Regions from separate parts of the Homo sapiens genome. Here regions 1 and 2 are each linked to region 3. Evidence: chromatin loops called from intact Hi-C (ENCODE). Cell type or tissue: mammary epithelial cell. All regions are shown on one strand.

The links. Peaks named below come from ENCODE experiments on the same cell type or tissue, not always from the same donor. Only the 100,000 strongest peaks of a DNase experiment are listed, where the experiment ranks them.
Region 1: a loop joins it to region 3, with 26 times the contacts of the local background. A loop is called at or near these places in 10 of 110 quality-filtered maps.
Region 2: it touches region 3 in a loop (3-fold over the local background); 8 of 110 quality-filtered maps call a loop at or near these places.

Annotation. Positions count from the first base shown.
Region 1 is chr2:203,222,167-203,230,166 of GRCh38, forward strand. It overlaps NBEAL1 (neurobeachin like 1), which reads left to right. Exons shown (of 56, transcript NM_001378026.1): 56 at 1-3,028. Among named protein-coding and RNA genes, the nearest start is that of CYP20A1, 13 kb to the right of the region's middle. In mammary epithelial cell, a CTCF peak has its summit at 3,459 (motif pointing right); no DNase peak of the experiment used is centred here.
Region 2 is chr2:203,574,897-203,582,896 of GRCh38, forward strand. No RefSeq gene overlaps it. Among named protein-coding and RNA genes, the nearest start is that of RAPH1, 44 kb to the left of the region's middle. In mammary epithelial cell, no CTCF peak of the experiment used is centred here; a DNase peak (open chromatin) is centred at 4,385; H3K27ac peaks cover 1,636 bases.
Region 3 is chr2:203,647,663-203,655,662 of GRCh38, forward strand. No RefSeq gene overlaps it. Among named protein-coding and RNA genes, the nearest start is that of CD28, 55 kb to the right of the region's middle. In mammary epithelial cell, a CTCF peak has its summit at 3,863; DNase peaks (open chromatin) are centred at 2,299 and 3,839; H3K27ac peaks cover 2,052 bases.

The DNA of each region.
Region 1 (8,000 bases), 430 kb before region 3:
GCAGAGTTAGACCCTGTCTCCAAAAATACATTTTTTTAAATTTAAATCTGGCAGTTTCTAGGCCAGTGGTTCTTAATGGATATTACAGATCAGACTTCTCTGTGGAGTTTATAAATATACAGATATGTAGGCACTGCTTTGGACTTCATGAATCTCTTTGCTTGATATTCTTGGTATTAAAAAATTATGTCTGAGGATTATTATGTTATATCCTAAAAATTTTTCTGCATAGAAATTTGTCCATTTATCTTTATATACCAGATCCAATATTCAGACTTATTTGAAAATAGGCTTAATCATTATCCTGAGGGACATTTTGTCTAAAATTTGCTTGGAATGGCTTTATTATCTTTGTTTTGCCTGCCACAAAAACAACAAAATCTCCTTTCAATTGAGTTATTTTTATCATGAACTCTCTTTAGACTGTTCACATTTGAAAATTATAACTAATATTTGCCTCCAGAAAAGTACATCTGTTTGCTAATATTAGTTCCTGGTGACTTTCAGTGAACGTTTTGCAAACTTGAATTAGGCAACATTTTAAAGAAGAAAAAAACATGACTAACATGCTAAATTTAAAACATAAAAGTAGATCTCTTAGAGCCTTGAAGCTTGTAATCAATAGAATTTTCCTAATTAAAAAGCATTGGGTAAATTATCTACTACTTCCAATGACTTTTGCAGGTACAGCCTCTGTATGGAAATAATCTTTAATTTTTTATAGGTATAACAGAGAAGAACGCATTAACATTTAAGATGTTTAATTCCAAATAGGAAATAATTCAGTTTTCTGTGTTAAGAAATGTAAGGCCATCCTAGAGTATAGGAGTTACGTGATTTTCTTCTGTATAAAAATCTCATTTAATAGTGGCTGTATTATCAGATACTTATTTGATTATAGTAATTCATCAGACACATCTCCTTCGTTTGGTGATTATCTCATTGATCTTTGTCACACGTGAGTGATTTCTAAACACATTGCAGGATTTGGACCTGTAAAGCCAGTGGCTTTAGTGATAAGTAAAAGGGCACATTCAACAATATTTACCTTTGTCTTAATGCCCATAATCTTATGAACTGAAAATTCAGAAGGAAAAGAACAAATAGAAAGCTACTAATTCAATATTTGTTTTTCATGGTACGGTTTTCATGTTTCCTTGGAAACATATTTTGCAAATATAACAATAATAGTAATAACACAATTTTGTCATTTAAAAAATTACCCATTCATTTTTCAAACTTGACTGTTAGTGGAGGGGTATATGTGTGTCTGTGTTTCCACTTATGTAATGGCTGTCTCATTATTTAAATTAATTTATAATTATTTTTCAGTGTACAGAGTGATTAGCGGCTTGTAATGCTGTTACAATGTAGCATTGTAATGTAAGATGAAGAAAAATTAGGATTTAGGTGGGATTTTTAAAAATTTATCAATTCAGCTACTTTTTAAAAGAAGTCCTATTCCAATTGGACCTTTAAAATTTTTATTTTGGTAATATTTCAACTTAAGATGTATTAAAACTAGCAATTCTGTGGTAATCAGTGTACTAGTCAACATTAAAATGCTATTTTGGGTTGTCTTCTTTTGGTAACATATTCTGACACTAAGCAACATGTTTTACAATTTAGTGGGATGAACCTACAAATTCATAAATGCTTCTCTTTATTTTGAAGGAAAAAGATACTTGTCTGTATACGACATAATTGTTTTACTCTTCAGAATGTGAAAGTTATATTAATCACTAAACACTTTAAGAAGTGGTTCTGGTAGGATATCAGTAGTCAGACTTAATTGAAAAACTGTCAGCGTCTGTTTTGTATATAGGGATTAAAGAGGATAACTTTATTTTTTCCTTTGGAAAGAATAATTCTTTTGGAATTTTGGAATTTTGATTTTCTTAGATGACTTTTTAGCAATTTAATGATAATAATTTCTATTTTTCTTCCAAAACTATGGCATGTTATAGTAGATCTTACTATTAAAGATCTTTTATATTTTAAACTGTTTTTTTCCTATTCTGCTTTTTGCTGCTCTCAAAGACTGTGATTGATGAACATCACCAAACTTTTTTTGTGGCAAACTGCTTATTTTATAAGTAGCTTTATATAAGAAAACTTCTTAGAAAACTATGTGGCTGGTTGGTTCCATTTAGAAACTCTTAACAGGTATGGCTTTCATTCCTCCAGTTGTTTGCTTTTATAGACTTGGAGCAAAAAATATAGCAAAAAGTAATCATATCTGGCTAGATAGCCATTTCTCTCAGATTCATTGCTATAAAAATGAATCTACTGAGGCATAAAAATATGAAACATATTTAATTCATCTCTTTTGTCAGTTTTTCTGGGACTCCAATAGCATTTCAGTGTTATAGAGAGTGACAGTGACTTGAATGCATGTATATGCACATAGTCAATTCAGAGCGTAATAACTAAAAATTCAGAATGACTTGTTTTTTGAAAGTACTTGGAAATTGTGCTGCTACTTAAATATTGAAGGAATTCAGAAAGTTGTGTATTTATCTTAAAATGTTCCTTCTCACTTATTCTACTGGAATTGACCATGAAAAAGAAAATATTATGCCTTATTTATATCTAATTATTGACTGTGCAAACTGTGACTCAGTGGATATTTGTATGCCCCCCAAAAACATTTTAAAGCTGAGCAATTTTTAATAAAGATGTATAAATAATTTTGATTATTCTCATTGTAGTTAAGTTACTGTTAGTTTGGTGCAATACATTCTTTCCTTCCTCATCCTTTTAAAATTAAATATATAAGATGTATGTTTTGTTTTATTACATTAAGTGCTATTTTTAAAAAATTCATTGTGTGTATATGAGCTAATACTTGATTTGTTTCTGTATAGCATGATTAAAGATAATTGAAAATTTTGCACTTATTTTAGGCCCTTGGAAATTTGTATTCTAATACTTTTTAAGAATGTCCATTTATTTTGTACATAATAAATTAGCTTTGTATATGAAAATGGGTTTGAATCAAATAAAAAAAGTGATGTTACTTTCTTCAGTTGATTTGTAATTCTCAGTTCATAGAGTCTGATTAGAACTTATCCTTGGCTAAGTTATTTGGGTAGACAAGAGATTGAATACAGTATTTGTTAATTAGAAAATTGATCAATGTTTCTTTCTCATATGAGCAGAATTTCTTCTGTAGTCCTGTGTGCACAAGATACATGTCAATTGACTATTTTTTGTCATATGTAACAACAGATATTCTGCCTTTCACTTTAGAGCTACCTCAAAAACATTGTTACAGGCTAGGCACAGTGGCTCATGCCTGTAATCATAGCACTTTGGGAGACCAAGGCTGGAGAATAGCTTGAGCCCAGGAGTTCAAGACCAGTCTGGGCAATATAAAGAGACCCTGTCTCTAAAAAAATTTAAAAATTAGCCAGGCATTGTGGCATGCACCTGTAGTTCTAGCTTGAGCCCAGCAGGTGGAGGCTACACTGAGCCAAGATCACACCACTGCACTCCAACCTGGGTAACAGAGAAATACCCTGTCTCAAAACAAACATTGTTTTAGTTTTTCCCTTAGCAAATGATTATATGCCATAAATCTCTGTTTGTAGTTAACCAAATAATATATTAGGTTGAATTTTTTAAACCTACATTCTTTCATAATTATAATCTCTAGGGCCAGTCGTGGTGGCTCACGCCTCTAATCCTAGCACTTTGGGAGGCCAAGGCAGGAGGATCACTTGAGGCCAGGAGTTTGAGGCTGCAGTGAACAATGATCACACCACTGTACTCCAGTCTGGGCAACAGAACAAGACTCTGTCTCTAAAAATAAAATAAACCTTTTATCCAGTCAACTTTGACAATCTAAATGTTGACCTAATCCTTCTGGTTTTGTCAAGGTTAATAGAATCTAATCCATAATAAGACAGAAGCCAAACTCTGTTCCAGGTTCTTGTTTGTACTTTTGTCTCTAGATCCAGAATAACAAAACAACAGAGATGAACATGAACCTTTACCTACTAGCACCATCCATTCACTATACTACACTTTATTGAAGACACTTCATTAGAATTGGAAACTTCCTGCGTTAATTCATCTGGTAAGATTCTCAGTCACTGGACAATCAAAGCCATGTTAGTTACGTGCTTCATTAAGACTGCCTTGCTTTTGTAAAACAAGTTCATAACACCATTCCAAGCATCAAATAAATCTGTTTGTTTCACACAATGATACTGGAGCTTATATTTTCTTACCATATACAGTTGATCCTTGAACAACTTGGGTTTGAACTGTACAGGTCCACTTATATGCAGATTTTTTTTCAACCAAATACAGATCTAAAATACAGTATTTGACCTGGGAAACATAGACTCTTTCTCTACAAAAAAGTCAAAAATTAGCTAGGCACAGTGGTGCATAGCTGTAGTCCCAGCTACTTGAGAGGCTTAAGCCTAGGAAGTCCAGCTGTGTGATCACACCACTGCACTCAGCCTAAGTGACAGAGCAAGACCCTGTCCCCCAAAAATAAAAGAAAATACAGTATTCATGGGTTGTGAACCCCGTGTGTATGCAGGACAGACTTTTTGTTTTTTTGGGGGTTTTTTGGTTTTTTTTTTTAGCAGAGACAGAGTTTCACCATGTTGGCCAGGCTGGTCTTGAACTCCTGGCCTCAGGTGATCTGCCTGCTTCGGCCTCCCAAAATGCTGGGATTACAGGAATGAGCCACCATGCCTGGCCAATGAAGGGATTTTTTTAAAGGCATAAACCTATAAGGACAAAGAAAACAGGAGAGAAGATGATACAATTTGGGGAATTGGAAAATCAATGGATGAATGGTTAAAAAAAAAAATTCCAAATGGATGGATGAATACTTACAGGGAGCCTAAGATAAGGACAGTTACCTAACTTCAAATCTTTCCACATGTCCTCTTAAAAAACCATACAGATGAACAAGAAGAATAAATACAGCCTCAAAACCCTATGCCTTCGAGATATCTAGAAGACAAACAGTACAGACTTCAAATTAAAAATACAAAAAAGCCAAATTCCAGCAGAGCTATCTCAAGTTTCAACAGTAAACCTCTGCAGAAAGGAAGGTGGGTCCAAGAAAGCAGGGAGTAGGGAAATGGAGGGCCTAACATTGAGTTTTTTAAAAAGAGACTCCCAGAAAGAGAAAGGCCATCCTAAGTGCAAAAGTAATGAAAAGTGAAAGAATGTGAGTGGATCAGAGTACTGTATATTAAAAATGGACTTAGTGTGCAGGATTCGATGTGGCAGTCTCAGGAAGGCATTGTCTCTTGAGAAGAGTATAAAAATGTCCGGAGACTGAATAGTGAAGTGAAAGGGGAAAAGAGTGGGAGAAATTTATGATTTAAGATCCTACGGACAATAAAAAATAAATTGGGGCTGGGCACGGCGGCTCATGCCTGTAATCCCAGCACTTTGGGAGGCCAAGGCATGTGGATCACTTGAGGTCAAGAGTTCAGGACCAGCTTGGCCAACATGGCGAAACCCCATCTCTACTAAAAATATGAAAATTAGCCAGGCATGGTGGCACACACCTGTAATCCCAGCTACTTGGGAGGCTGAGGCACAAGAATCGCTTGAACCTAGGAAGCGGAGTTTGCAGTGAGCTGATATCATGCCACTGCGTGGGTCTGGGTGACAGAACAAGACTCCATCTCAACAAAAAAGGAAAGAAAAAAATTGGAATATGTATAATCCCATCCCTCACCCTCACCCTCACCCCCACCCCCACCCCCACCAAAAAAAAACTAAAACTAAGCTATTGTCTCATGAACAAAGATTCAAAAATCCCTAAGGGAATATTAGCAGGTCAATGCTAGCAATGTGTAAGAAGGATAATGCATTATTACGGTGATGGTTAATATAGTGTGTCAAATGATTGGGCTAAGGGATTCCCAGATAGGCGGTAAAACATTATTTCTGGGTATGTCTGTGAGGGTATTTCCAGAAGAGATTAGCATCTGAATCAGTAGATTGAGTAAAGGAGATGTGCCCTCATCAGTGTGGGCAGGCATCATCCAATCTGTTGACGGCCAGGATAGAACAAAAAGATGAAGGGCAAATCCCCTCTATCTTCTAGAGCTGGGACATCATCTTCCACCCTGTGATGTATGTTAGAGCTTCAGTTTCTTGGGCCTTCAGACTTAGATTGAACTACACCACACCATCTACTGTCCTGGTTTTCCAGCCTACAGATGGCATATCATAGGACTTCTCAGCCTCCCTAACCTCATAAGCCAATTCTATTGGTTCTGTTTGTCTGGAGAACCCTAACACAATAACCAAGTACAGTTTACCCAAGTAATTTAAAGTTAGATTAACATTTTAAAATTAAGGCTGGGCATGGTGGTTCATGCCTGTAATCCCAGCATTTCGGGAGGCCAAGGCAGGAGGATCACTTGAGCCCAGGAGTTTAAGGCTGCAGTGAGCTATAACTGCACCACTGTCTCCTTTTTTTTTTCTTTCTGAGACAGAGTCTCACTCTGTCGCCCAGGCTGTAGTGCAATGACGCGATCTCGGCTCACTGCAACCTCTACCTCCTGGATTCAAGTAATTCTCCTGCCTCAGCCTCCCGAGTAATTGGAATTACAGGCGCCCGCCACCAGGCCTAGCTAATTTTTTTGTATTTTTAGTACAGACGAGGTTTCATCATGTTGGCCAGGCTGGTCCTGAACTCCTGACCTCAAGTGATCCACCCGCCTCAGCCCCCCAAAGTGCTAGGATTATAGGCGTGAGCCACTGCACCCGACCATAAAACTTAAATTAATTTGTACAGTTTTCCTTTTTTTTTTTTTTTTTGAGATGGAGTCTTGCTCTGTCGCCCAGGCTGGAGTGCAGTGGCACAGTCTCAGCTCACTGCAAGCTCTGCCTCCTGGGTTCACGCTGTTCTCCTGCCTCAGCCTCCCGAGTAGCTGGGACTACAGGCACCCACCACCACGCCCGGCTAATTTTTTGTATTTTTAGTAGAGACGGGGTTTCACTGTGTTAGCCAGGATAGTCTCAATCTCCTGACCTCGTGATCCGCCCGCCTCGGCCTCCCAAAGTGCTGGGATTACAGGTGTGAGCCACCATGCCTGGCCAATTTGTACACTTTTTCTTGGTAACCTGTCCTTTGTTGTAGGGGGCTCAGCCATGAACCTAGTGATAGGTAAGAAAAGAAATCTTTCCTGCTCTACAAAGATAGATTTGGGGCAGGAGGATAGAATATCATTTATTTGACTAATTGTTAACTTGATGGGTGACTGTTGAGTATTTTGACGTGTCAAGCAAATCCACACCAATATTTCCATCTCCCTAAACCTTTGTACTTCTTCTATAGCAGGAGTTCACCCACTTTTTCTATAAAGGGACAGGCAATAAATATTTTACACATAACTCTGTAGCAATTATTCAATTCTGCTGTTGTAGCCATATATAGAACATAAATGAGCATAGCTGTCTTCCACAAAATTTTATTTACAAAAACAGGTGAGGCCAAGCATGCTGACTCATGCCTGTAATCCCAGCACTTTGGGAGGCTGAAACAGAAGAATTGCTTGTGGCCAGGAGTTTGAAACCAGCATGGGCAGCATAGAAAGACCCTGTCTCTACCAACAAAACAAAACAAAACAAAACAAAACAAAAAAATAGCCAGGTGTGGTGGCACGTGCCTGTAGTCCTAGCTACCCAGGAGGCTGAGGCAGGAAGATCACTTGAGCCCAGGAGGTCAAGGCTGCAGTGAGCTATGATTGCACCACTGCACTCCAGCCAGGAAATTTCTGGCATCCCAACTTGAATGACTGTAGGCCGACATTGAATCCAGACTTCAGTTAACCAAACAAGCATATGCAGATTCAATCTCAAGTGCTCAACTGATATGGTTTGGCTGTGTCCCCACCCAAATCTCATCTTGAATTGTAGCTCCCACAATTCCCACATGTTGTGGGAGGGATCCAGTGGGATGTAATTGAATCACGAGGGGCAGGTCTTTCCCATGCTATTCTCATGATAGT
Region 2 (8,000 bases), 73 kb before region 3:
ACTCAAAAATTGTTGCGTGTGCTTAGTTAAGTCCAGGCAACACCAACCCCAGGCTGGTGAAGCGATCAGCGAAAGCAGGAGCGGGTGCACAATTGCAATGATGATTCATCCTCAGAGGTGCATGCTTTCACTGAATTAAAGTTGCAGTGTTTTGAACGTAGCTTTTACCAACACAGAGCTTCCATAACCAAGTGTGGGAGTAATAACAGGACAAGCAGATTATAAGGAACTTGAGAAGGGATTCCACTACTGAGGAAGCAAACCAAGGGAATAGCTTTTACACGAGACATGAATTTTTCCCCACACATTTGTGTCCCTTCCAAATATAGATTTTTTTTTCATGTGGTACCAATGACTGAAAATGTGGGCCACACACACACACAATAAATTCAGTGTAGCGAGCACTCCGCATGTTATAGTATTACTTAGAATGTTTCTTTGGTTGTTTTCCCCAGAGTATTGAGGTGACGTATAATTTTTAGCTCAGTGTTGCTGATTGTAGATGGCAAACGATAGTGGGAGATGTGAATAAATATATCAAATAATGCTTACTTTTACCTTTTTAACTAAATATACGTACCATGTATGAGACTCTGAGCTAGACTCTGCAGGGTGTACGAAATTGAGTAGAGCATAGTCTTTTTCTTAAGGAGCTTATATCTGGTAGGGAACATAAGATAAAGGCAGTTGACTGGATTACAAGGGAGGCTATGTGCCATGCCAGGTAGATATGTTCCACACCATAAGTGAGCCTGCAGGCCATACACCATGGGGACTTGAAGCAGAAGAATGTCCAGGAAATGTTAAATGGAGGAAATAGGTGTGTGTCTTCAAAAATCTGGGTGCTGGGAAGATGGTGGCCCCATTCATGGAAATAGGGAAGTTGGGAGGAAGAGCATGTTTGCCTGTGAATGCGTCAAGTTTGGGATTTCAGTGAAATATGGTGGGTATAACGTCTTGGAGGTAGGTGAAATCTTGTCTAGAGAGAATTTGAGACTGGGAATGTGGATAGACATGCAGGGATAATAGTAGAAGTTGTGGAAGGGGTGAGATCACCAAGAAAAACTACATAGAGAGAAAAAGAGCACTGGAAACCTTTAGGGAAAACCCAATTTTAGAGCACAGGAGAAAGAAGGGGAAGTGATAAGATCCTGAATTAATGGTTTGAGTAGTAGGAGAAACTGGAGCGTGCAGTGCAGTGTAGCATTTAAGAGAGGATTTCAGGAAGAAGTTGAGCAACACTGAGGACTGCAATTGAAAGCTCGAAGGAGGATGAGGACAGAAGAAAATGGGATTTAGTGATTAGAAGGAGATTGATAAGAGAGCGATTGATAGGGGTAAAAACTAGATTAATTATTAAACATTTGCTGAAGTATACAAAACAAATGACACAAAGATCACAGTTTTTCCTGTTAGGACAACTGCTCTGTGCTTTAATGTCAGGGAAATAATGCAACAGCAAGAGAAAATTATTCCATAATGGATTAAGCATTAAAACATTGCCGGCCGGGTTCACGCCTGTAATTACAGCAGTTTGGGAGGCCAAGGTGGGCGGTTCATGCGGTCAGGAGTTCGAGACCAGTCTGGCCAACATAGTGAAACCCCGTCTCTACTAAAAATACAAAACATTAGCCGGGTGTGGTGGTGTGTGCCTGTAATCCCAGCTACCTAGGAGGCTGAGGCAGGAGAATCACATGAACCTGGGAGGCGTAGGTTGCAGTGAGCCGAGATGGTGCCATTGCACTCCTGCCTGGGCGAGAGGGTGAAACTCTGTCTCAAACACACACACACACACACACACACACACACACACACACACACACACTTGCCATTTGGGGAGGTTACCTGAGTCTTTCTCACACATGCTAATGTAAACCCTTCTTTGAGATAATGGAGTGGCTGGTCTTCACACTTGCTATTCACACTTTTTAATACAAGGGAATAGCAACCAGGTATCACTAGGCACCAGAAGTGGTGGATGTCTGGAGTAGATCAGGAAACATAGCAGAGAAGATTCCACTTCAAAGGGTTTAGTATGAAGCTACTTTAGTCATTGATTTTTCTGTCTTGGAGTGCCAATTTCTCCTCCTGACTTGTACACTTCTCTTTTTTAAAAAATTTTTGTCTTTCTTTTTTTTCTTTAGTTCTTCTGAAACAAAAAAAAGGGATACATGTGCAGAACGCGCAAGTTTGTTACATAGGTATACACGTGCCATGGTGATTTGCTGCATCTATTGACCTGTCCTCTAAGTTCCCTCCCCTCACCCCTCACCCGCTATCCCTCAACAGACCCTGATGTGTGCTGTTCTCCTCTCTCTGTCCATGTATTCTCATTGTTCAACTCCCACTTATGAGTGAGAACATGCGGTGTTTGGTTTTCTGTTCCTGTGTCAGTTTGCTGAGGATGATGGCTTCCAGCTTCATCCATGTCCCTGCAAAGGATATGATCTCATTCCTTTTTATGGCTGCATAGTATTCCATGGCATATACCACATTCTTTATCCAGTCTATCATTGATGGGCATTTGGGTTGGTGTCACTTCTCTTTGGACTCCAAGCATTTGTCTTTGATGGTGTTTTTGAGTGGTTACAGATGAAACAATGGGACTATCGCTACAAAATTGTATGACAAACCTTCCTCTTGCCTTCTTCAGTAGAATTAACTAGCTGATGATTATGGAAACAAAAGAAGATTGCAACAATAATATATTTTATTTCTTTTTTTAAAAGTTATTATTTTTTAGTGACAGGATTTTGCTATGTTTCCCAGGCTAGCCTCCAACTCTTGGACTCAAGCAGTCCTCCTGTCTCAGCCTGCTAGTAGTTGGAACTAGCGACATGCCCACGATATATTTTATTTCTGTATTGCTTTGTACCTCTCAAAGCCATTTGCATGCATGCCCCCTTTTGACCTCAAATCAGTCCTGTGGGGATAGAGAGAGATCTTTTGGGTAGGAATAAATACACAGAGAGAATATATAATCTGTTTATTGAAGTTCACCACCATTGTAAATACTGTCTTCTATTTTAAGACTATTTTTCTTCTTTGGATTGAAGACATGTAGATAGACAATATTGCTACACTATTTTTTTTTTACAACCTTAAGTGCTGATAGAGATCAGATAATTAGATAAACAATCCCTGATATATGTAAGAGTAAACACTCCACATGGATACTATATGTAAAAAAATAAACAATGGAAACATCATTGAGATAAAATTAGATAATTATTTTTATTTATTGAAATTAACACTGAAAGTGGAATGTTCCAACACTGTTAGGGATTACAGTGAGACAGTTTGACTTTATCTTATTCCTGAAGATGTTTTCACTCTTTCAATTTGACAACTCTTCTATAAAAGCCTTTACCTGGTGGATTAACAGTTTGAGGTATTTAGAGTTAAAGAAGCGTTGTTCAAGAGATTGGAGATAAAAGCAGGGGCGGGGGGAGTTAAAGAGGAGGAGACTCATTTATTCATGAATTCTTTCATTCATCCATTCCTTTAACATTTATTGATACCACTATGAGTTATGTACTAGATATTGTACTAGATCTGGGAACATGGAGTTGCTTTCTTTCATGAAAGACTTTCTGATGGAAGAAAAGAAATAATATCATTTTGAGGGGAAGAGTTTTCCTTGAAAACCTTGAAACTACTCTGGTGTTGGTTTCAAGCAATGGTGTGTTTTTAGAAAATCAAAATTTGCCAGGACTGGTCATGTTTCAACTAGTGTGTTGATTTAATTCTTACTCAAGGGAGAAAATTGCCACTTGGATCATCAACCCCAGTTTCTGTGGAATCAGATCTTTCTCCCTGCCTCTGAAAGCCCTTATATAAGAACTGTCCAGAGTTAAATGAGGGGTGACAAGTTCATAACGCAGAAGGAACATTGTGTCTCTGGGCTATCAAAACATTGATCACCCATCCAGCCATTTAGCAGGGTATTCCCTTGAAAATCTCTGGCTCCTAATGAACAGTATAAATATGTGAATAGGAAGGCTAGATTTGGAAAGCTGTCTGTATGAGAAGAAAGTACACTGATGACAGAACACACATATGTATCCCATGAGTTGGCAGCAGTGTGATTATGTTGACGATGTTGACATTTGACAGTCAGAGCCCAGGACATGATGTCTTTGAGAAATTCTTCTTAAGTTGGGTATATTTTTTCCTAGTAGAGTAAGAGATAGAGTTGGAAGTGATTGCCTATTCTATACTGATAAGAAAGACATAGGCTTTGTAGAGTTCAGGACCTTGGCTGGCACTTCTCTTGGCTGATGAAGCAAGCCAGCATGGCCAGTTCTACTGGTGGTTATCTGAGCCAGTCTGCACAGGTCCCTGATTGCTATGAATCAGCACTCGTAGGTTCCACAGGCAGTAAGGAACCAGAAATACTGGTTTCTACCAACAGTTGGTCTCAGAAGGACTGGTGTGACTAACCAACTGTAAGAACAGCCTCAAATCCTTTCTGGGAAGAGGCAGGGTTTATAAATAAACAGAAAACAAACACAACTGACTCAAACTGAAATTTGTGGCTCTGGTTTGATGTGGTGAATGTATTTAATGTAGCCCAAGAGAGAAAGCTGAGGTCTCTACATTTATGAAATTACTAAAAGATTGCAATCACTGTTCAGCATTGTCTAAAAATATCATGTACAGTGTCGAAGACTTGTACTAATCATATGATTAATAGAATGATTATGACAGTGCTCTATAAATAAGGGTATGAAGTGGCAGTGTAGGGGCCAAGGGAAAGCTTCCCCTTTGCCCTCTGAAGGTTGGCTGAAAAATCAACTCACAAAAGCAGATTAATTGGAGAAAAGGCATATAAATGTATTAATGTGTACACAGACAAGAACCGCAGAGTGATTACCCTGATCCCTCAGTGGGGTTCAGAAGCTTATAAGCCATCTTGAGCTTACACAAAGAAGGGGGGGGCTTGGATTGTGACAAAACAGTTTATGGTGACAAAACAGGTTATGGGAGAGGGAGAAGAGGAGGCCTGGCTAGCAAAGGTAGTCTTGCCTGCCGGGTAGCAGCCCTCAGAGAGAATAGAAGGTAAATGATTCCTTCAGACCTTTGAAGGTGTCAGACTTCCAGTTAATCTTTCCTAGATCCAGCCAAGGGAAAGTCTCAGAGAAAGCCTGGCTGCAGCAATGTATAGCTTCCAGATGCATATTTTCCTGACAATAGACAGCTTTCCAGGGCTACTTCTCTTTGCAGGCCCTCTGAAGAGCCATCACAAAGTATGTCAAATAAATATATTCTGGGGTGAAATATTTTTATTTCCTTCAATAGTGAATAGAGACAAGTATGGACTGTTTTAACAAAACAAAATAAAAGCATGCCAATAATAGACATTAGAGTATTAACTACTCATTGCATATGCCTGCAATTCTGTTTGTAATGGTAAATAATCTAGCATTTATGTAAACTTTTTTTTTTAATGCTTCCCCTCTGTTTGAAACTAAAAATTCCCAGGCTGGGTGTGGTGGCTCATGCCTGTGATCCCAGCATTTTGGGAGGCTGAGGCAGGTGGATCACCTGAGGTCAGGAGTTTGAGACCATCCTGGCCAACATGGCGAAATCCTGTCTCTACTGAAAATACAAAAATTAGCCAGGCATGGTGGTGGATGCCTATAATCTCGGCTACTCGGGAGGCTCAGGCAGGAGAATCACTTGAACCCCTGGGGCGGAGGTTGCAGTGAGCCAAGATCGTGCCAGTTCACTCCAGCCTGGGCAAAAGAGTGAGACTCTGTCTCAAACAAACAAACAAATAAAAACACAACAACAAAAAGAAACTAAAAATTCTATTTAAAAAAAATAGCCAAGGCTCTTTACAATTTATCTTCTTTACTTTAAAAAGAATAGAGCAGCAACATCTGAGTAAAGTACATTTTTTACATTTCAACCAATCCTTATGTAAAAGACATCTAAAAAGGTATATATTAGCATTTTTAGGGCTTTTTGGAATTATAAACAGATTGACAGCTCTGTGGCCTGGAGTTAGTGCTGTTTATTTCCTAGACTGATATAGCAGCGGCTGTAGTTCCATGCATGGCACCCTGATTCCCAGGATTAGGAATACAAAGGCTGATTTGTGGGGAGGAGAGTTTTCTGGAAGCACGTGCAGCTGCCACTGGCGCATGCCAGCACATTCATTAGCCAATCTGACAGCAGAGCTGATGTCTACTCTCAGCTTTTCGGGGCAAAGAAAGGCACATGATGCCAAAGGGCCTTCTCATTCTTAGCTGAACACACAGAAGGGTAAAGCCAGGGGTTCCCATGATCCTTCCTTTTTCCTGGATCGTTAGCTGTCAGGATCTCAAGTAATCATGAATTAACCCCTGTAAGGCATCTGAATGAATGCCTACCTTATTTTAAACCTGAATAAGTAAAACCCTCTTAAAGATTGCTGTTTCATGCTGCCCGCCCCATCCCCCCAACCCACTCCCTTTTAATAATGTAGCAACATGGAGATTGAAGTGGGTAATTTTTCTCTTTGTATACTGTCTTTTTCAATTCTGGAACAGGTCCAGAAATTATAAATTGAATTGAATTATAAATAAGTATTGAATATTGTTTTGCTATTCCCAATACATTTAATACTGTCAATTATTTTAATTGGGCTAGTCATTTCAGAATTTAAAATAGTAAAGGCTCAGTCAAGGTTGCATCAGGGATTCCTGATACTTGGGAAACTAGAAAACAACAACAACAGTTCAAATCCATGTAGCTTCATTCAAATCATTCATGTACTGGCGTATGCCATAGTCCTTAACCTGACCCTACCCTGTGGTTCATAAAACTGTCAACTAACTTGCATATCATCCAGATGTCTTGTTTTGGCTCACCACATTTCAGACTTCGGTCTGTGAATACTTGCAAATATTTTCTTTTTTCTTTTTCTTTTCTTTCGCTTTTTTTTGAGACGGAGTCTCGCTCTGTCACCAGGCTGGAGTGCAGTGGCGCGATCTGGGCTTACTGCAACCTCCGACTCCCTGGTTCAAGCAATTCTCCTGCCTCAGCCTCCTGACTAGCTGAGATTACAGGCACGTGCCACCACACCCAGCTAATTTTTGTATTTTTAGTAGAGACGGGGAGTCACCATCTTGGCCAGGATGGTCTCAATCTCCTGACCTCGTGATCTGCCCGCTTCAGCCTCCCAAAGTGTTGGGATTACAGGCGTGAGCCACCGTGCCCAGCCACAAATGTTTTCTTAAATAATTTAGCATACATTACTGGTTGTCTCAGAATATTTCAGCAATAACGTAATAGTCTTTATTTATAACTAATAAAACTAGGATAATCCAGCAGTGGAAACCAATGAATAGGAGGCAACTCACCATGGTCTTGCTGGTTTTGCCAATGCCAAGCCAGAGGAACACAGGCAAATTATGAAATTCCTCTGGGTAGTATCACAGAAAAGCAAGGAGAATTTCAAAGCCGGGCCAGGAGGTGCTATTTAGGTAGAGATATTAAACATAATCACAGTTTAAGTGATTATATAAAAAGGGGCTGTTACAGAAACAGTGAAATCTTTATAGCCTCTGATAGGATACTTGATGGGCTTCCAAATTTGCGCACTTCCCTCTTGAAGAGAGTTAGATCTTTTGACTAGAGGGCTAGATCTCTCTCCTCTCTGAATTTCAAAAGTGTTAAAATAACAAGCAATGTCTAGCTGGGTGATTTTCCACATTCGTCCTGTCTAAAGGAAGAAGTTTGTTCTACTGTAAACAGTTATGGGAACTGTTTGCTTTGGATGGGCTTGGTCCTCATTGGCTGAGGAGGACTTTCTTACTCTGGTTTCTTGCCAAGGTAGAAATTCAATGCCAAAAGCTTCCTAGTCCTGTCTGGACATCCTCTAATCAGAATAAATTTGACCTAAAGAAAGTATGTTGGAGAGCTGCAAGCATGGTAGTAGTGCCTTGAAAAAAAAAACCAGTCGATTTAAGTAGTAGATTGTGCGGTTCAGTAGCATGGAACAAAGTTCATTG
Region 3 (8,000 bases):
AATGATATCATATTCTTTTGTAGTTTGCTTTTATTCAACAATCTGCCATGGAGATTTTCTTTCCTTTAATGAGTGTTAAATTCTTTTTGGCAACTGCAGAGCAACCCATTGTATGGATGTGCCAGAATTTAATTAATCCCCAACTGATGGACATTAGGTTATTTCCAGTTTATTATTAAATAAGCAAGGGCTGAGTTAACACTTTACCCCAAGAGCTTATCAGTAAAGTAGATAAATTCCTAGGAGTCTGATTCATGTTACTGATTTGCTTTTCCAAAACTGGCTTGCTTTCTAAAACCTTATTTTATATATAAATATTTATATACATGTATATATGTAATATATATATTTTACCAGCTTTCATTGCTACTAATAATATCTGAGAGTATAGAAGGAGATTTTTCAGTTCACTGACTTGAAAGTCTTCAAATATTCAGAATTACTATGCATTAATTTTGGCAAACAGGTGTCAAATGTTCTTAATGAGTAGGTTAAATGAATGTGGTAGTAATGATCAGAAGGCAAAACGAGTCTATCCAACTGTTTGTCAAGTAGTCAGAAAAAATCTCTTTTTTCTTTATGCCCCTACACACAATACTTTGGGTATACCTCTATTGGAGCACTTTTAAAATTTTGACTTATATTCTTAGGTGTCTTTCCAGTTAATGTTAGCTCTCTGAAGACAGGAACTGCGCTGCAATCCTGCAACGATCTCATACAGTGTGTTTGTCCCTTAATAAACTTTGTGGATGAATAAATAGCCACAAAATTTTCCATTTGCTTCTCCTGCATTTAGAAGCATCCACTTCCCTCTCTTCCCTTTGCTTTTGAAATATAAGTGTAATATTTGCCCAGGGTAAACAGACTTGGAGCTTGGGAGACAGCATTGTGTAATGGATGTTAATTTGGCCTGATTTCACTCTTGGCTCTCTGATTTGTTAGATCTATGAACCTGGGCAAGTTGCTTAAGTCCTAGTTTTCTCTTCTGTAAAATGAAGATAATAGATTCTACTTCAAAAAGTGTTGTATGGATTAAAGGAGATCACATTTTAAAGCCTTTAGCAAGGTGCCTACTATAATACTTGATGAAGGATAGCTATAACGATTGCTGTTTCCTCAAAGGTACAGATATCCTAATATATATATATATATATATGTATGCATGTATATATGTCATTGGCTATTTCTTGCCTTCCATTCTAGTGGACACAACAACTTCTGGGTTGAAGGCAAAAAGAACCTAAAAGTTAATAGAGATTAGGGGCTTAGGCTCTCAGTAAAATCAATTTGGAACATATGTCAGTTGATAAAAATTAGATTTTTATGACGTTTTCAAAACAAATGCTTGGAGTATTGAAATAGGGGAAGAGTAGGATTGGGCTAGGTAGTAGTAACCATAAGAGTGTTTTATTAGGGTAAAAAAAAAATAACTGTAGGCCCTATCTAGCCTAAAGCACCACATTATACAATTCCAGGGAATAAAAAAACAAAAATAAAAATGTAAAAGTTGAACTACAGTGACCTTTGTTCTTTTCTAACTAGCAACCAACTTTTCATAATGACAGCCTACTTGAGTCTTTTTGCACTAGGGTTATTATTAGTTTTTACCAGGCTTACCTTTCTGCACTTGAGCATATGTACCTGAGCTTATTTTCCATGTAACAGTTGAGTCTTAAAAACGTGGGAACGGCCAGGTGCAGTGGCTCACGCCTGTAATCCCAACACTTTGAGACACTGAGGTGGGAGAATTGCTTGAGCTCAGGAATTCCAGACCAGCCTGGGCAATATGGAGAAACCTCATCTTTGCCAAAAATACAAAAAAATTAGCTGGGTGTGGTGGCGTGTGCCTACAGTGCCAGCTACTCAGGAGGCTGAGGCAGGAGAACTGCTTGAACCTGGGAGGCAGAGGTTGCAGTGAGCTGAAATTTTGCCATTGCCCTCCAGCCTGGGTGACAGAGTGAGACTCCATTTCAAAAACAACAACAACAACAACAAAAAGCACAACTCCAAAACCAAACAGCAAGTGCTTTTTTAAAAGTTTATAGAGCAAAAGATGGCAACATCTTCTGAACATAATAAGCATTTTCAAATGTGGGTCAAAGATAGCTCCTTTTGAAAGGCAGAATTTTTAAAAAGATGAGCAAAACATTTACTTCGTGGAACTTAGTGAATATCCTCTTCTCTGTAAGCAAAAATACACTTCTCCCCATTCCTCTAAGGATGCCAGATCCTGATTCATTTTCTGTTCAAGACTCAGCAGAAACACAATGCTCCATTTTATAGAGGGTTATTGCAACACAATGACGGCACTATAATTTCTGTCAGGGTGAAGTGCTTCACTTGGCTTTGGGCCAGTGAAACTCAGTGTTGTTTAGCCCTTCTGTAATTTTGGACACAGGCAAATACCTTCATGTTTATGCATTCTGTATGCTTTTAGGAAGCATTTTTAAAATGTGGTTTTAACAGCATCTCATTAGAAGCAGCAGTTGGATTTTCCATGTGACCAGATTTCTTATCCCTGGTGTGAACATTTAGTTTTTAAGGCATTGCAAATGAAAGCACCACCCACTTCTGAGGCCAAAGCAGTCGTAAAACCCCTTTGTCAAAGGAAACCTGTAATTGTAAAATTCCTCCTTGATTTCATCGTTCATGTGGACTGAAATAGAGTTCCTCTTTTTTTTTTTTTTTTTGGTCTGGTTATGTGGTGTGTGGTCATTCCTTTTTTTTTTTTTTTTTGAGACCAAGTCTCGCTCTGTTGCCAGGCTGGAGTGCAGTGGCACGATCTTGGCTCACTGCAATCTCTGCCTCCTGGCTTCAAGCTATTCTCCTGCCTCAGCCTCCCGAGTAGTTGGGATTACAGGTGTGTGCCACCAAACCCAGCTAATTTTTGTATTTTTAGTAGAGACGGAGTTTCACCATGTTGGCCAGGATGGTCTCCATCTCCTAACCTCATGATCTGCCTGCCTCGGCCTCCCAAAGTGCTGGGATTACAGGCGTGAGCCACCGCGCCCAGCCCCAGTGTGTGGTCATTCTTAATGTTGTTTTGAAGAAGTTATAGACAGTTAAGGAAACATCTTAGAGAACTGGCCAAGCTCTAAAGCTAGGCACATTTCATATTTTTGTCTATTTAATAAAAAAGGACAAGACTGTTTTCCCGGAAGCCTCCTGGTCCGACTCCCAATACCTGCCTGTGGATAGCACTGTGGACTTTTGTCCCAGAAGACTAGTGTCTGGATAAATGTTTTGTAAGCCTTACTTCCTGGATGGGAGCCAACTGATTGCTTACACGTGATACTCATCTCCCCATGAACAGTCATGGTGGCTGCTGTGTACTGGAGTCCTGCAGCTGTAAAGGGGACACGCTAGAAGGAGAGAAGGGAACAGTCCTTTGCAGGAGCACAGCTGTGTAGCAGGCCTTTGATCCAACAGCAAAACCAAGCCTAGCAAGTTAGTTATCTCATTCCTTTTTAGCAATATGACATGACGAACATGCTGCAATGACTTCCAAATACTTCCCTCCTTTTTGCTTAGATTGGGGGTAGAATGAGGATAGAAAATGAGAGGTCTAGGGAAAAACAAAGTATTTGTGTATTCAGACATTTATTGACTCTAAATGCAAACATTTACTAAGTCCTCTCTGCAGGCCAGGTACTGTGCTCAATGTTTTACATGAGTTCTCTCTCTCAATTCTTACCATAACCACCAAGTAGATAAATCCCAACTTCTGTTTAGCAGTTGAGGAAATTGAGCCTTTGGGGAGGTTAAGAAACTTGCCCAAGGTAACATAGTAGTAAGAGGCAAAGCTGGGACTCTATCCTGATGCGATGCCAAGCCTATGCTCTTAACCACTGTGCTATACTGCCTCCCTGTGTTAGAATATCTTTTATCTTTTATCCCCAGCACTGTGGAAGAGAAGTAGAAGATAACAAACCTGCTACATGGTAGATGCCTGGAGATAATATTATGTATGTTTGCCATTATATTATATTCTTATGTTAGGGTACACTAAATTGCTATGTTCTATTTGAAACAACCAGGAAACCTAACTGGGCTCAAGCAAATGTAATTCAAGCTGTTTGATCTCTAAAATATGATTATAATGATCTCTTCTTATTGGCCTCTCTGTCTGTCCCTGGCTTTCTGAAGAGATCTTTTGTTTTGTATGTACAGTTGTTACTGAGAAATACCAGCTGCAGGGGAACAATTCATGACATTACCTTCTCCCCAGCATTTTCCCTCCCCACAACCCCCGGTCCTGGAGAGTGCTGTTATTTTGAATGAATATGATTGACAGAGATGGGAAGGTCTCACTTTTGTTTATCTTATAAAATTTACTGAAGCCAAAACTTCTCCAAAAGAGGTCCCAGCATTTTCCTTTGGTTCAGACACAAACCTTCAGAGGAAAATAAATGCTCCGGTGAAACATAGTTGAAAGACAGAGAGGCAGAAGGAGGAGTAACACTTTTAGGAGTTTCAAGCACTGTGATAGCCATTGACTTTTATTTTTGGAATCCTGAGGGATAGTTACATCTCAAAGCACAAACTAAAGATAATTCCCGAGATTATTGAATGTCCTCTGATAGAGACATCAGATTTCAGGTTGGTCTAATTTTCTTTGACTACTTATTTCTGAAAATTGTCTGTGGAATACGGAGTCCATCCTTAAATTAAGCTTTCCCTGGCTGGGCGTGGTGGCTCACACCTGTAATCCTAGCACTTTGGGAGGCCAAGGCGGGTGTATCACTTGAGGTCAGGAGTTCGAAACCAGCCTGGCCAACATGGTGAAACCCCATCCCCACTAAAAATACAAAAAAATTAGCTGGGTGTGGTGGCTTGAACCTGGGAGGCAGAGGTTTCAGTGAGCCAAGATCGCGCACTGCACTCCAGCCTAGGGTGATAGAGCAAGAGTCTGTTTCAAAAAAAAAAAAAAAATTAGGCCTTCCCCTAATTCCATATTCTGTGTGAGGGAGTTCCCTTAGGTAACCTAAATCAGAATAAATCTGTATATATTCCTCTGGTCTTCCATACAAGTATAAAGCTTTCTGCCATACTAGAGGCTCGCAATCTCCTGTGTTTGTAGCACACTTTCAAGTGCTGTAAGTATTGGCAACACACATAGGGGCTTAAAGGAATTGAAACTACACCACCATGTTCAGTATGATATATGATAAAACAGTATCTTATGGTATCCATACAAGTACATACAGCAAAGGTACAGCTCTTATGCTTCCCTTTCCACGCCACATCTAGGTTTGAGGACTGCTCAGTTTACTGCCTTTACCTTGATGTCTTCATTTTTTTTTTTTTTTTTTTAGACAGAGTCTCGCTCTGTTGCCCAGGCTGGAGTGCAGTGGCGTGATCTCAACTCACTGCAAGCTCTGCCTCCCAGGTTCACGCCATTCTCCTGCCTCAGCCTCCCAAGTAGCTGGGACTACAGGCGCCCACCACCACGCCTGGCTAATTTTTTGTATTTTTAGTAGAGACGGGGTTTCACCATGTTAGCCAGGATGGTCTCGATCTCCTGACCTCGTGATCTGTCCACCTCGGCCTCCCAAGATGTTTTCTTTTATGTTTGGGGAACAGTGTTTCCATGTTTTGGAAAACATGTAATTGTTCTTTGCTGCAATCTGTCATTACGCCACAACTTTTACTTTTTGCAGAATGCATCTTGATAGACCTCAGTGTAACCATATGTATACTCAGTTGCAGCAAAAATAGATTTTACAAAATTTATTTTACCAAACAAATGGAGTGCCATAGCATACTGCTGGAAAACCACTGTCTTATATACCTGAAGAGTAAATCACAATAAAAAGAAGAGCAGAATGAGGCCGGGCGCAGTGGCTCATGCCTGTAATCCCAGCACTTTGGGAGACCAAGGTGGGCGGATCACTTGAGGTCAGGAGTTCGAGACTAGCCTGACTAATACGGTGAAACCCCGTCTCTACTAAAATTACAAAAATTAGCGGGGCATAGGCCTGTAGTCCCAGCTACTCAGGAGGCTGAGGCAGGAGAATCTCTTGAACTGGGGAGGCAGAGGTTGCAGCTAGCTGAGATCACACCACTGCATTCCAGCCTGAGCAACAGAGTGAGACGCTGTCTAAAAAAAAAAAGGAAGAACAGAATGAAAAAATTGGAACAGCATCGGAGGGTCCTTGCCCAGTGGCCCTACACTGGCATCTGAAAGCAGAGCTTTGCCCTTCTCCTTGTGGGATGACAATGCGAGGCTGCTTTTCCAGTTAGTGCCACTTAGAGTTGGCTGCTCTGGGAGACGTATGGACATGAGGTTGCTTGGTGAAGCCTGGATAATGTGCCAGAATGTCAGTGGGTTCTTATAGTTTGATGATGTAGAGGTGTGGATATGCGGAGAATAACATTATATATATACTTAAAAGTTAGCACTTGTAGGGCTGGGCACAGTGGCTCAGGCCTGTAATCCCAGCAATTTGGGAGGCCAAGGCAGGTAGATCACGAGGTCAGGAGATCAAGACCATCCTTGCTAGCGCGGTGAAATCCCATCTCTACTAAAAATGCAAAAAATTAGCCGGGCGTGGTGGCAGGTGCCTGTGGTCCCAGCTGCTCAGGAGGCTGAGGCAGGAGAATGGCGTGAACCCGGGAGGCGGAGCACGCAGTGAGCTGAGATCGCGCCACTACACTCCAGCCTGGGCGACAGAATGAGACTCCATATCAAAAAAAAAAAAAAAAAAAAAAGTTGGCACTTGTTTGGTATTAAAAGCTCAGGTTTGCAAGTGTCTGCCTTGCATTTAGAGAAGCTTGTGGTATTATCGCTCCGTGTTCGGAATTACCCAAGTGATTCCAGGAAGATTAGGCAAGTTTATTTTATTATCATGCACATTAATTTAGGAATTTGGCTGGAAACTTTATTTCCCTTTTTCTTAAAGCAAATATCTAAAGTTGATCCTTTTTAAATACTACAGCATTCATTTTCCTCAAGTTTCTTAGTATCATAGGCAAATGTAAATCCTGGGTAGTTTGGAGAAATGAATCAAAAAGAAGGAATGAATAAAACACAACAAATTTCATTCAGAATAAGCCTGTGCCTAATGCTTACGTGCAGTGTGGGTAGGGCATAGCTACTTTATTCAAATTATTTGTTGAAGGTCTACCATCTACCTAATCTATATTCTAGTTTCTGAGGATAAAACAGTGAACAAGACAGATCAGTTTCTGCTGTCGCTGATCTTAAATTTTAGTGGGAAGGGCAAATGACAAACAATATACAAATGAATATATAACATGCCAAATAAGGAGGGAATCGAGAGTAATGAAGTGGGGAGGGAGCCACAAGTGCTAATTCATAACTGGTAGGTGGGGAAAAATTTCTGATAAGGCGACATTTGAACAGGGAACTGGTGAGCCATGTGGGTGTCTGTGGCAACTGTACTCCAGGCTGAAGAACATCACAGGCAAAGACCCTGAGGAGGCAGCACAGTGGGCACATTCAAGAGCAGCAGGAAGACCATTATCTTCCTGGCTGGATCAAAGTGAGCCAAGAAAGCACTGGAAGGTGATAAGATGAGGGTGCAGGGAAATCATGTGGGTCCTTACAGACTGAGGTGAGAATTTGGCTCTTATTCTGAGTAAGAGGAATCTACTGGAGGATTTTGAGCAGAGGAATGACATGATCAGGCGTACGTTTTTGGCTATCGTGTGGAAGACATGGTGGGTGGGAAAGTGGGTAGGAGGCTATTTTGATCATTGAAATGAGAGCTCATGGTGGTCTGCACCAGGATAATAGCAGTGACAGTGATGAGAGGTGGTCAGACTCTGGATGTATTTTGAAGACAGAGTTGACATGCTTTGCTGCTGGACTGAACGTGGAGTGCGAAAGAAAGAGAGGAGTCAGGCCGAGGCAGTGGCTCATGCCTGTAATCCCAGCACTTTGGGAGACGAAGGCAGGTGGATCACTTGAGGTCAGGAGCTTGAGATCAGCCTGGGTAACATGGTGAAACCCCGTCTCTACTAAAAATACAAAAATT